Linked DNA regions of Homo sapiens: regions 2 and 3 are each linked to region 1. Evidence: chromatin contacts called from ENCODE Hi-C data. All regions are on one chromosome and are shown on one strand. The core of a region is the stretch at or near the end of the contact, and the rest is flanking DNA. Distances in the headings are between cores, read along the strand shown. Region 1 holds the start of EMP3 (epithelial membrane protein 3 (MAM blood group)). Region 2 holds the start of SCAF1 (SR-related CTD associated factor 1). Region 3 holds the start of SLC1A5 (solute carrier family 1 member 5).

Region 1 (4,064 bases), core at 1-2,500:
TCAAGAGGTTGGCACAGGCCAGGCACACTCACGCCTATAACCCCAGCACTTTGGGAGGCCGAGGCGGGAGGATCACCTGAGGTCAGGAGATCGAGACCAGCCTGGCCAACATGGTGAAACCCCATCTCTACTAAAAATACAAAATTAGCTGGGTGTGGTGGTGCACACCTGTAATCCCAGCTACTCGGGAGGCTGAGGCAGGAGAATCACTGGAATCCAGGAGGCAAAGGTTGCAATGAGCCAAGATCATGCCATTGCACTCCAGCCTGGGTGACAGAGAAAGACTCCGTCTCAAAAAAAAAAAAAAATTTGGCATAAAGGCAGGTGAGATGTCTCCTGATGGAGGAAGGGCATGGGTGCAGACTCCTGGGTCTCTCAGGGAGGAGACCGCTGGGGCCTGGATTCCTGAGATCCCCATTGGCTGGAGGGGTGGAGAGGGCCAAAGATGGACTCTTGGGTTCCTTGAATGAGGAGGACTAGCAATGTGGCTCCTCTCTCCCCAGAACCCTGACTCTGGGTTACATACAGGCCAGATAGTGAAAATTCAAGTTGAGACCCCACCCTGCACCCCGACATCAGGATTGAGGAGCTGCCCCCAGCAACAGGCATTCTTGACTCACACCACTCCTCTCCTGGGTTGAGGGGAGGAGGGGGACCTGGTGAGTCATCTGGTGACTCATCCCCACCCCCCCCCATCTCTAAGCACCAGGGAAACCCCAGCCCCTGGCTATGTCCACGAGGTCCTCACCCCACCCTGCTGCCAGACTGGTGACTGTTGGACATCTTCTGGAGGAAATGGATAGGATTCGCGCTGGGGGGAAGAGAGGCCCAAGAAGGAGTTAGCCTCCCAGGACTCTTTGGTGCCCAGGAACAGGGGACCTAGAGGTCTCCCAGATTTGGGGTGTTCTCATGCAATGCCCTGATCTCAGGGACCCCAGAGGACAGTGGACACCGCTGAGGGAAAAACTGCAGGAAGTTTTCCAGTGGAGGGCTCTGCTGGGACCCCAAAACTTTGCCGGGCCCCACCCCTTCCCATATCCCCACCTCAAGTGCTAAGAGATCACTTATTAAATTAAAAGGATTTCCAAGAGTCAGGGACGTCTCTCCCAGCCTGGGGGTGTCCTTCCCAAACTGCTACATTCCCAAGTAAATTAAGAAGTCCCAGCCCTGAATAACGGACTGGAAACTTACCGAGAGCCGCGAAAAAAGTCAGAGCTGGAGTCGGAGTCTTGTCCCTCGCTCGGGCCTCCGTGCCCCGCCCTTCTCCTCCCTCCTTTCACCCTCCCGAGGCCCCCGCCTCTCTCACCGCCTTCCTCCCTCCCTTGCTCTCCCCTCCAATCCAGAACCCTTTCTCTCTCGCTCGCTCTCCTTCTGCGTCTCTTCTCTCCCTCCTGCCCTCACTGTCTGGGCCTCCTTCTCTCTTGCTCCCGTTTCTCTTTCTCTCCTCCTCTCAATATATACTGACCCTTTTATAAACCCACCCTCACCGCACCCAGCTGAGGTCGGCTGCCAGTGGGAGGGCCCAGGCACTCCGGTTCCTCTTTCTTTGGGCCCCCACCCAATCCCTCCAGACAGACATCATCTGGGGCTCCCTCCCAGGGTTGAGATGAGAAACTCTTGGAATGGGGTTCTTGGGGGGGGCAAGCGTCAGGGGTGGGAGGGCCCGATTCTCAGGACCCTTGAGTTTTGAGGTCTTGCCCTGGGGCCGGATGTCTGCTTTCCCTGATGGAGCTTGGAGCTGGATAGGAGTCTGGGAAAAGAGGCCAGATTTCTGTGGCATGGACTTGAGATTGGGCTGGTGAAGTTGGCCCCGTGGTGGGGGGTCAGAGGATGGGAGATGAAATTTGTGAAACTCGGCAGGGCGTTGTGGCTCACGCCTGTAATCCCAGCACTTTGGGAGGCCGAGACGGGCAGATCATCTGAGGTCAGGAGTTCGAGACCAGCCTGGCCAACATGGTGGAAACCCGTCTCTATCAAAAATACAAAAATTAGCCGGGCGTGGTGGCGGGCGACTGTAATCCCAGCTACTTGGGAGGCTGAGCCATGAGAATCGCTTGAACGCGAGAGGTGGAGGCTGCAGTGAGTTGAGTTTGCACCACTGCCTTCCAACCTGGGGGACAAAGTGAGATTCTGTCGCAAAAAAAAAACAAAACAAAACAAAAAACAAACAAACAAAAAAAAAAACCTTGTGAAACTCTGGAAGCGGGGAGGAAGCGGAAGCTAAGAATCCCAGCGCCATCATTTCCTGGTTCAGTGACCTTGAGCCAATTATTTCACCCACCTGGGCTCCAGTATCTTAGTCTATGTTGAGAGTATAATAATGCTGACAAAATACTAATACTGATAATAATAATTCTGATACTTATGCTGAATGAATAAGGTAATACTGGCACACTCACACACCTAACCTGTTCCTTCCTTCATCAAACATTTATTGAACATGTACTCTGATCTGGGAGTTAATAATGAAAACAGACATGAGCCCTGCTGGTATTATGGAGCTTGTATTCTAGTAGAGGAAGACAGACAAGAGAAAACATCAATGATGAAGATAAATCTCAGATAAGGATAAGTGACTTGAAAAATAAATACAATAGGCTGGACGTGGTGGCTCATGCCTGTAATCTCAGCACTTTGGGAGGCCAAGGCTGGAGGATCACCTGAGGTCGAGAGTTCAAGACCAGCCTGGCCAACATGGTGAAACCCTGTCTCTACTAAAAATACAAAAATTAGCCAGGCATGGTAGTGGGCGCCTGTAACCCAGCTACTCAGGAGGCTGAGACAGGAGAATTGCTTGAACCCGGGAGGCGGAGGTTGCAGTAAGCTGAAATCACGCTACTGCACTCCATCCTGGGTGACAGAGCAAGACTCCATCTTAAAGAAAAAAAAAAATAAAAGAAGAAAAGAAAAATAAATACAATAATAAATCAAACAGAGTGATGGAGATAATGACAGAGTGCAGGGAAGACTACTTGAAACAGGAAAATCAGGGAAGGCCTCTTGGAGGAGGTAACATTTGAGCTGAAGACAGGAGTCATTTGAACGCTGGGGTTGGGGAGTGGTGGGGGGGCGTCGGGGGGAGAGGAAGTGCAAAAGCTCTTAAAGCTTTTGAGAACAAGCTCAGGTTGTTTAGGGAGCAGACAGAAGGGCCAGTGTGGCTGGAGCACAGGGAGACAGAGGGAGTGGTGAGAAGGGAAATCAAAGGGTGCCCTTGAAGACTAGGGGAGGGGCTTGGATTTCATTCTAAGTGCAGTGGAAAGCCATTAGGTTTTAACAGAGTGTAGTACCAAAGATTTTTATTTTTTTTTTGAGATGGAGTCTTGCTCTGTCATCCAGGCTGGAGTGCAGTGGCATGATCTCAGCTCACTGCAACCTCCACCTCCCGGTTCAAGCGATTCTCCTGCCTCAGCCTCCTGAGTAGCTGGGATTACAGGTGCCCGCCACCACGCCCAGCCAATTTTTGTATTTTTAGTAGAGACGGGGGTTTCTCCATGTTGGCCAGGCTGGCCTCGAACTCCTGACCTCCAGTGATCTGCCTGCCTTGGCCTCCCAAAATGATGGGATTACAGGCGTAAGACACTGTGCCTGGCCCCAAAGGTTTACTGTTAACTATTATTATTAATTTTGGGGATATTAAATTAGGGTCGGGGTGATGACTACTATGTACACGAGTCTCTTGGGAGGGGACCAGGTGCCCAGAACTCTGATAAATTGAGAGCAGGGGAATTCAAATCCTGGATCCAGGGAAGGGAACTGGATGATGGGATGTCTGGGTATCTGATGGGCCAGAGCTGGGTTTGGGATAGCTGTTGGTGATTCGGGCTCCCTGAGGGGGTGAGGGATGGACAGTTCAGTGCTTGGCTGGGTACCCCAAGACCTGGAAGCTGGAATACCAGTATAGCACAGACTCTAGAGCCACACTGGTTGGACTCAAAATCCAAGCTGTTTTACTCAATGGCTGTGTAATTTTTGGCAAGTTACTAATAACTTCTCTATGCCTCAGTCTCTTCATCTGAAAAATAGAGATAATAGTAAATACATTATAGGGCAGTTCTTAGGGTAGT
Region 2 (3,843 bases), core at 1,265-3,764, 1.3 Mb before region 1:
GCTTCCCCAACAACCTATCCAAACTTCAAGACCTCATTCCCTGGCCTCCTAAGAGGCAAAGCCAACACCAAGGTTTTTTGTGTGTGCTGCACTGTGATTTCAAAGGGTGTGTTCCACAGTCCTATAAACCCACCTTTCCCAAGGCCAATGTGCTGGGCAATATTCAACACCATGCCTTAAACACCACACGGCTTCCTAGAGCATCAACTGTCCTCGATGGTGAGGACCACCCCCAAATTGTATTTATACACCTAAGTTGGAAACTTCATTGAGTGATCTGCAAAACCAGTATGCCATTTTTAAAATGAAAACGCTAAACTTCAGAAAGACATGCCGAAGGAAAACTTCACAGGAGGCATTTACCTATCGCCATCTGCACAAAGCCTTTGCAATGTCATGGAAATTCTTTGATATGATTCCCCAGTCAGGCAGTTGAAAGATCATCCATCAAACAGGTGGATGTCTTGATTAGGGCTTCAGAAAAATATGAATATTTCAGCTGTAAGCTTCCCCATGACTGTCAAATCTGCTACTCATAAGACAATATCCAATCTCAAAATTCCTAGAAAGCTTCAAAATCCCTAACCCACAACTCAGTATGCTTAATTGTAAATGCACGAAATAGGAGCATCTATCTCAGAGAATGGCTGTGAATACTCAAAGCCTGACTTCTGCCACACATTTAGAGCACCTCAAGTGCTCAATACGGATGAAGAGGAATGACACTATTAGCCCTTAACGCCCAGGTTTCCCCTACATCTGTCTCCTCGCTTCCCCCACAGCATGCCTGCAAAGACAAGGCCCTGGTCCTGTTCTAGATCCCATATAGATTTTCAAACCATGCCAAGCCTCCATATTCAGCCTCCCAGCTCCACCTAATTCCTAACTTCCTAAGACACACCCAACCCTGATAGTCTATTACATCCCAGCCTCTTTCACCAATACTCAATAAGCTCAGCCCCAGTTCCTGGCCCTGGAACTGCTCTCCAGCACCTCCCGGGGAAGCACATGCTACCTACAACAGTGACTGTCACATATCAGAAGCTTAATCAACATCTGCTGACTACAGGCTGAGGGATCCCCAAACCCTCTGCAGTATACAAAGATGCTTGCTTGCTCATTTAGAAAGCACCAGGCTTCGCAGACACACCCTCAGCTACTGAGATCTTCTGAACAGAAGAATGCTCTGCAGATACTGCTAGGTCCTATCTGGATCAGTGGTTTCCCCAACAACAGGGTCATATACCAGTTTAGTGCTTCACAAATAGCTTGTTTTAAAAAGTAAATAGAACAAAATAGTTCTTCACAGCACAGCACAAGTAGTAAGTGGAAATGTCAATTCGTGGAAGGTGAGTTAATGTTAATACATTATGTTATATAATGTTAAATACATTATGACTGTCTGTACCAGGTCTCAATGAAAAAATGTATCTTAATGCAGATCACGGTCAACATGGCCCAGGTTTCCCCTTGAAAAGCACTGTAATAGTGGGTCTAGATGACCCTCCAGACTCTTCCAGACTAATGTAGATTAATTCTAACTCTCTCAATAACCCCCAGGGTAATGCAGAATCTTAAAACATTTTTCATTTGAATTACTGTCTGAAGGGCAAGTATATCTAAGCTGGGCAAAATTTCCTCATTCTCTTTCCGTATTATTATTCGCCACAAGCTGCTCTGACCCCAAAGGCATTCGAATTTGCTCCAGGCATCAAAACTGCATTCCTGCAGTCACATTAAAGCCATCTAGATGGTTCCAGGTCCTTCTAACTGCCCCCAGCCTCCTGTCACCCATTATTAGACACTACCCATACCTTGGAGACCCCAGACCCTCAGTACATCTCAATATTTGGCGCCCTTCCCTGGTGGGCATAACCCAACCCCCTAGGGGGCCCTAAATGACTTCTTAGCCCTTGAACACTCCTTCTAGGCCTGATAAATGGCCCCAGACTTATGCAGACCAGTTGCATCCTCAGGCCAGCCCATGCAGACACTTTCCAGCCCTAAAAGACATACCCCAGGCCTCTAGATGGCTCTGAAGATACTCTTCAGGTCTTGCAGACCCTCCTTCACCCCTGGGACATATCTCAAGATCTCAAGATGGCCCCAGAACCCTCTAACCAGACCCTAGCCTCCGGTCAGCCCAAAAAGACAATCTACAGTGTCTACAGACACGATCCAGGCCAGCTGTGTGATGGAGGGCAGGCCTTAGGCTCGGTCTAGGCCCAGAGACGCCCCAAGTCCTCTCGGAGACGCCCCATAGACGCCCCCAGGAACCCACGGATGCGTCCCGGGGCCCTGAGAAGGCCCCCCTCTCGGCGCCAGGTTTCGCCGCAGCTGCCGGGCCCGAGACCGCCCCGAGAAGCCCTCTAGGACCCGTGGCTTGTGGGGAGGACCCCGGGACAACTAGCGACCCAACTCCGCCCCGCCCACCCCAATAGGCCCGAGCCCCGCGGCCCGGACTGCCGCCGCCATCTTACCCCGCCGCTCGGGCTGCGGCTCCGGCCCCGGCGCGGGGCGGGGCGGGCTGGGGCGGGGTTCGTGAGCAAAGGAGGAGAGAGGCGGAGCTAAAGCGCCGCCGAGCTTGCCGGGATTTCAAGTACCGAGCACGGCGACGTGAAGGCCGGCGGGAAGGCAACCGCACTCGGTTTCCCAGAAGCCAATGGGACACATGGGGCGGGGTCCGCGCGATGCACGCCGGGAGGCGTAGTCCGCGCACCGCCTCTGTCGCGCGGGGACAGCTAATGGGGTGAGAGGTGAAGTGGGCGGGGCCGCGGTAGCCCGCGATGACGCCCCACAGTGCCCTGCGCGCGCGCGGAAAGGGTGGCGGAACAGGAGGTGACGTAAGAGGCGCCAGGCAGAACAGACGCAAGGGAATTGTAGTCCGGCGGAGTGAGCACGACTTGCTGGATGTTGTGCTGCCCACATTCTGGGGCTCTCAGAATCCAGATCCTCTAGGCCCCCCTAAATTTAGAACCAGACGGGATGCAGTGGCGCACACCGTAGTCCCACTCGGGAGACTGAGGCGGAAGGATGGCTTGAGCCTAGAAGTTAGAAGCCAGCCTAGGCAATATAGGGAGACCCCGCCTCTAAAAAAATAAAAATAGGCCAGGCGCGGTGGCTCACGTCTGTAATCCCAGCACTTTGGGAGGCCGAAGCAGGCGGATCATCTGATATCAGGAGTTCAAGACCAGCCTGACCAACATGGTGAAACCCAGTCTCTACTAAAAATACAAAAATTAGCCTGGCGTGGTGGCTAACGCCTGTAATCCCAGCTACTCGGGAGGCTGAGGTAGGAGAATCGCTTGAACCCGGGAAGCGGAGGTTGCAGTGGGCCAAGATCGCGCCATTGCACTCCAGCATGGGCTACAAGACGGAAACTCCGTCTCAAAAATAAACAAATAAAAATAAACTTAGAACCTAGAAGCCCGACCCCATAGCCGCCTCGTTCAGTACAGAGAAGTCTGAATTCCGAATCCTCTCACTCAGAGCAGTGTCCAGACTCCTATTTCCCTCCTCCCTCCGACTCAGGAGTCTGATTCTTCCTTCCTCGGATCCAAGAGTCGGTCTCCCAGACTAGTCCTGGTCTCAAGCTCTCACATACGAATTCGGGTCCCCCCAAGCCAGTGCCCTCGCTCGGATCCAGAATCCTGGGTCCCCAGCCTCTCCAATTCCTGGACCTAAGAGTCCAGGCCCCCGGCTCCCTCCTTTACCGAACCTAGTACGAAGGAACCTGTCTACCTTCCTCCCTGACACCCTCCTCCCCAGGACCCAGGAGTCCACATCTCCAGCCCCATTTTCTCCTAAGGACCCAGGAGTCTGGGCCCTCTGCTTCCTTCTCCT
Region 3 (3,980 bases), core at 832-3,331, 1.5 Mb after region 1:
TCCTGACCTTGTGATCCACCCGCCTCGGCCTCCCAAAGTGCTGGGATTACAGGCGTGAGCCACCATGCCCGGCCGAAAAATTTTTTAAAATATTTATTTATTTATTTTGAGACGGAGTCTCACTCTGTCACTAGGCTGGAGTGCAGAGGTGTGATCTTGGCTCACTGCAACCTCCACCTCCCGGGTTCAAGCGATTCTCCTGCCTCAGCCTCCTGAGTAGCTGGGACTACAAGTGCATGCCACCATGCCCAACTAATTTTTGTATTTTTAGTAGAGACAGAGTTTCACCATATTGGCCAGGATGGTCTCGATCTCCTGACCTCATGATCTGCCCACTCTGGCCTCCCAAAGTGCTGAGATTACAGACATGAGCCACCATGCCTGGCCTATTTTCATGTTTTTAAAGATAAGGTCTCACTATGTTGCCCCGGATGGAGTCTAGTGGCTAAATGTGGGCACGATCATAGCTCACTGCAGCCTTGAACTCCTGGCCTCAAGGGATCCTCCTGCTTTAGCCTCCCAAATACCTGGGACTACAGGTGCATGCCACTGAATCCAGCTTGTTCTTCAGTAATAATAACAATAACAGCAATCGCAGCAGTAGTATTTGACTTTCTTCTGAAGGGCATTTTTGTTAGAAACAAAAGAAGAGAGAAAGAACAAAAAATTTTAAAGCACAAATAAATAACTTTTTTTTTTTTGAGGTGGAGTCTCACTCTGTCACCCAGGCTGGAGTGCAGTGGTGAGATCTCGGCTCTTCGCAACCTCTGCCTCCTGGATTCAAGCAATTCTTCTGCCTCAGCCTCCTGAGTAGCTGGGATTACAGGCATGTGCCACCACACCCAGCTAATTTTTGCATTTTCAGCAGAGACAGGGTTTTGCCATGTTGGCCAGGCTCGTCTGGAACTCCTGACCTCAAGTGATCTGCCCGCATCAACTCCCAAAGTGGTGGGATAACAGGCGTGAGCCACTGCGCCCGGCCGTATTATCTCATTTGAACCCTTGCAACACTCAAGGCGGTATGACTTATTATTATTCCCATTTACACATATGAAGACTGAGCCTCATAGAGGTTGTAAATTACCTGAGGCCTCACAGCTGCTGTAGGAGGAAGCTTCTGACATTACCACTACAATCTTTGAGCAAGCATGAAAGCCTGAAATGTCACAGAACAGGCTAGAGATGGGAAAGGAATGAGGATTTCAACACTGTCAGGTGGAGTAAGGAATCATAATTCATTGTTAACCTCCCAAACGGCCACTAACAGAGAATTTGGGGAGGCAGCAGAGTGGGTGCGGTTAGGGGCTTGGGAGGTGGGCATGCACGTGTCATCCTCTCTAGGTGTGGCCTCAAGGTGAATGACTTCCTCTGCCTCTGGGGTTCAAGCGATTCTCCTGCCTCAGGCTTCCAGTAGCTGGGATTACAGGCACGTGCCACCACACCAGGTAATTTTTGTATTTTTAGTAGAGACGGGTTTCACCATGTTGGCCAGGCTGGTCTCGACCTCCTGACCTCAAGTGATCCGCCCGCTTCACCTCCCAAAGTGGTGGGATTACAGGCTTGAGCCACGGCTCCCTAAATAAATACATCAATTTTATTTAAATCTTACAGCAATCATATGAGACAAAAGCTTTTAACACCTGCACTTTATATTCGAGGAATTAAAGTTCTCAGAGGCGACTAAAGACCAAACTCAGGGCTGAGGAGTTCCAAAGCTGAGTTGAGTTGCAAATGAATCACCGAGGACCACCGGAGCTTTCTAGCGACCCTCGCACCAGGGAACGAACCCCTGTGGTTTAAGGGCTCCAACCCACAACCCAGTTCCTTTGGCGGGAAACAGCACCCTCCCAAGGCCCCGCCCCTTCCTGGCCCCGCCCCGTCGTCTCTGGGCCCGGCTCCTGGAGATGGGTATTATTAATCTGCCTTCTATGGGGGACCTGGCCCATCTCGGGTATCAGCCCCGCCCCTACTCGTCCAGTCTCCGAACGCTCTGCAGCCAATCGGCGCCCGAGGGTCGGTCCCCGCCTTCTCAAGCCCCGCCCCCTACCCTTATCCCTGGCAGCTTCCGCTAAACGGGCTCAGAGCCACGCGGCACGCCCGGGAGGCTTTCTCTGGCTGGTAACCGCTACTCCCGGACACCAGACCACCGCCTTCCGTACACAGGGGCCCGCATCCCACCCTCCCGGACCTAAGAGCCTGGGTCCCCTGTTTCCGGAGGTCCGCTTCCCGGCCCCCAGATTCTGGCATCCCAGCCCTCAGTGTCCAAGACCCAGGCAGCCCGGGTCCCCGCCTCCCGGATCCAGGCGTCCGGGATCTGCGCCACCAGAACCTAGCCTCCTGCAGACCTCCGCCATCTGGGGGCACTCAACCTCCTGGAGCCAAGGGCCCCACGTCCCACCCAGAGAAACTCTCGTATTCCCAGCTCCTAGGGCCAAGGAACCCGGGCGCTCCGAACTCCCAGCTTTCGGACATCTGGCACACGGGGCAGAGCAGAGAAGCCTCAGCGCCCAGCCTGGGGAATTTAAACACTCCAGCTTCCAAGAGCCAAGGAACTTCAGTGCTGTGAACTCACAACTCTAAGGAGCCCTCCAAAGTTCCAGTCTCCAGGTGCTGTTACTCAACTCAGTCCTAGGAACGTCGGGTCCTGGGAAGGAGCCCAAGCGCTCCCAGCCAGCTTCCAGGCGCTAAGAAACCCCGGTGCTTCCCATCATGGTGGCCGATCCTCCTCGAGACTCCAAGGGGCTCGCAGCGGCGGAGCCCACCGCCAACGGGGGCCTGGCGCTGGCCTCCATCGAGGACCAAGGCGCGGCAGCAGGCGGCTACTGCGGTTCCCGGGACCAGGTGCGCCGCTGCCTTCGAGCCAACCTGCTTGTGCTGCTGACAGTGGTGGCCGTGGTGGCCGGCGTGGCGCTGGGACTGGGGGTGTCGGGGGCCGGGGGTGCGCTGGCGTTGGGCCCGGAGCGCTTGAGCGCCTTCGTCTTCCCGGGCGAGCTGCTGCTGCGTCTGCTGCGGATGATCATCTTGCCGCTGGTGGTGTGCAGCTTGATCGGCGGCGCCGCCAGCCTGGACCCCGGCGCGCTCGGCCGTCTGGGCGCCTGGGCGCTGCTCTTTTTCCTGGTCACCACGCTGCTGGCGTCGGCGCTCGGAGTGGGCTTGGCGCTGGCTCTGCAGCCGGGCGCCGCCTCCGCCGCCATCAACGCCTCCGTGGGAGCCGCGGGCAGTGCCGAAAATGCCCCCAGCAAGGAGGTGCTCGATTCGTTCCTGGATCTTGCGAGGTCAGCTCCCGCTCCCCCGGGAGGTGGGGAAGAGTGTTACGGATGGCGGGAGTGGTCACGTGGACAGGACGGGGCTTTGGGGCCCCTGGAGCAGAGACTTCCCTCTAGAGTCTTAGGAAAACTCGACAGGATATTGAGGGGAGGCTCCAGCCCTCGGGAGTGTGAGTCTAGTCTCCTGGGGAAGGGGTTTCTAAATCTGGGGGCCTGGGTACATAAGTGGGGTCTTATAGAGGGAGAAGAAAGTGATTTGGGGAGACATAGGAGGGTCTGCCTAGGGGAGAAAGACACTGAGGGGAGGGGACCCCAGGAGGAACTTTTGCGGGGGGAATCTTTGCGTGGTCAAGGGCCCCAAGATGGGGCTTCTAGATATAATTTGGGGCCAGGGTTGGAGAGTTTGGGTAAGGAGCCCCTGGAGGATCTGAGATCTGAGTAACTCCCACCAGGCCCTCTTCCCAGCCCTGGGGCACCCCCACACCACGTGTCACTCGGACATAACCAGGCTCTGTTTTTGGCCTCCGCTTCCCGCCCATTTCAGCTGGGGTCTGGCCGCTTCCCCTTTATCTTTTAGATCAGCCCTGCCACCCCTGCCTTTCCCTCCCGTTTCCTCCTCTGTCTGGGCCACCCCCTAGCAGGCAGCCCAGAAGAGGACCAGTTAGAAAGGGGAGCAGATTCTTTTCCTTCTCCTGGCCTCTGCCCCGCGCCCCC

The links. A loop is a pair of places that touch in the nucleus more often than their neighbours do. Pooled maps may share reads with other maps.
Region 2: a loop to region 1 is called in a map of CD4-positive, alpha-beta memory T cell, with 9 times the contacts of the local background. The contact joins the promoter of SCAF1 here to the promoter of EMP3 in region 1. A Hi-C loop is called at or near these places in 1 of 168 maps with a recorded cell type or tissue (CD4-positive, alpha-beta memory T cell), 1 of 37 single-sample maps with no recorded cell type and 12 of 50 pooled maps.
Region 3: a loop to region 1 is called in a map of CD4-positive, alpha-beta T cell, with 5 times the contacts of the local background. The contact joins the promoter of SLC1A5 here to the promoter of EMP3 in region 1. A Hi-C loop is called at or near these places in 1 of 168 maps with a recorded cell type or tissue (CD4-positive, alpha-beta T cell), 1 of 37 single-sample maps with no recorded cell type and 8 of 50 pooled maps.

What each region holds. Positions count from the first base shown.
Region 1 is chr19:48,322,738-48,326,801 of GRCh38, reverse strand. EMP3 (epithelial membrane protein 3 (MAM blood group)) reads right to left here and starts at 1,250. Exons shown (of 5, transcript NM_001425.3): 1 at 1,192-1,250. It overlaps LOC124904735 (a long non-coding RNA gene), which reads right to left. Exons shown (of 2, transcript XR_007067284.1): 2 at 3,280-4,012. RefSeq lists enhancers at 367-436, 727-776, 1,377-1,426 and a silencer at 2,004-2,235.
Region 2 is chr19:49,640,880-49,644,722 of GRCh38, reverse strand. SCAF1 (SR-related CTD associated factor 1) reads right to left here and starts at 2,514. Exons shown (of 11, transcript NM_021228.3): 1 at 2,481-2,514. RefSeq lists a silencer at 2,304-2,593 and enhancers at 2,624-2,973, 3,084-3,183, 2,724-3,393, 3,394-3,843.
Region 3 is chr19:46,786,695-46,790,674 of GRCh38, reverse strand. It overlaps SLC1A5 (solute carrier family 1 member 5), which reads left to right and starts at 2,081. Exons shown (of 8, transcript NM_005628.3): 1 at 2,081-3,275. The coding sequence starts at 2,710. RefSeq lists silencers at 1,764-1,923, 2,894-2,943, 2,954-3,003 and enhancers at 1,869-2,163, 1,812-2,413.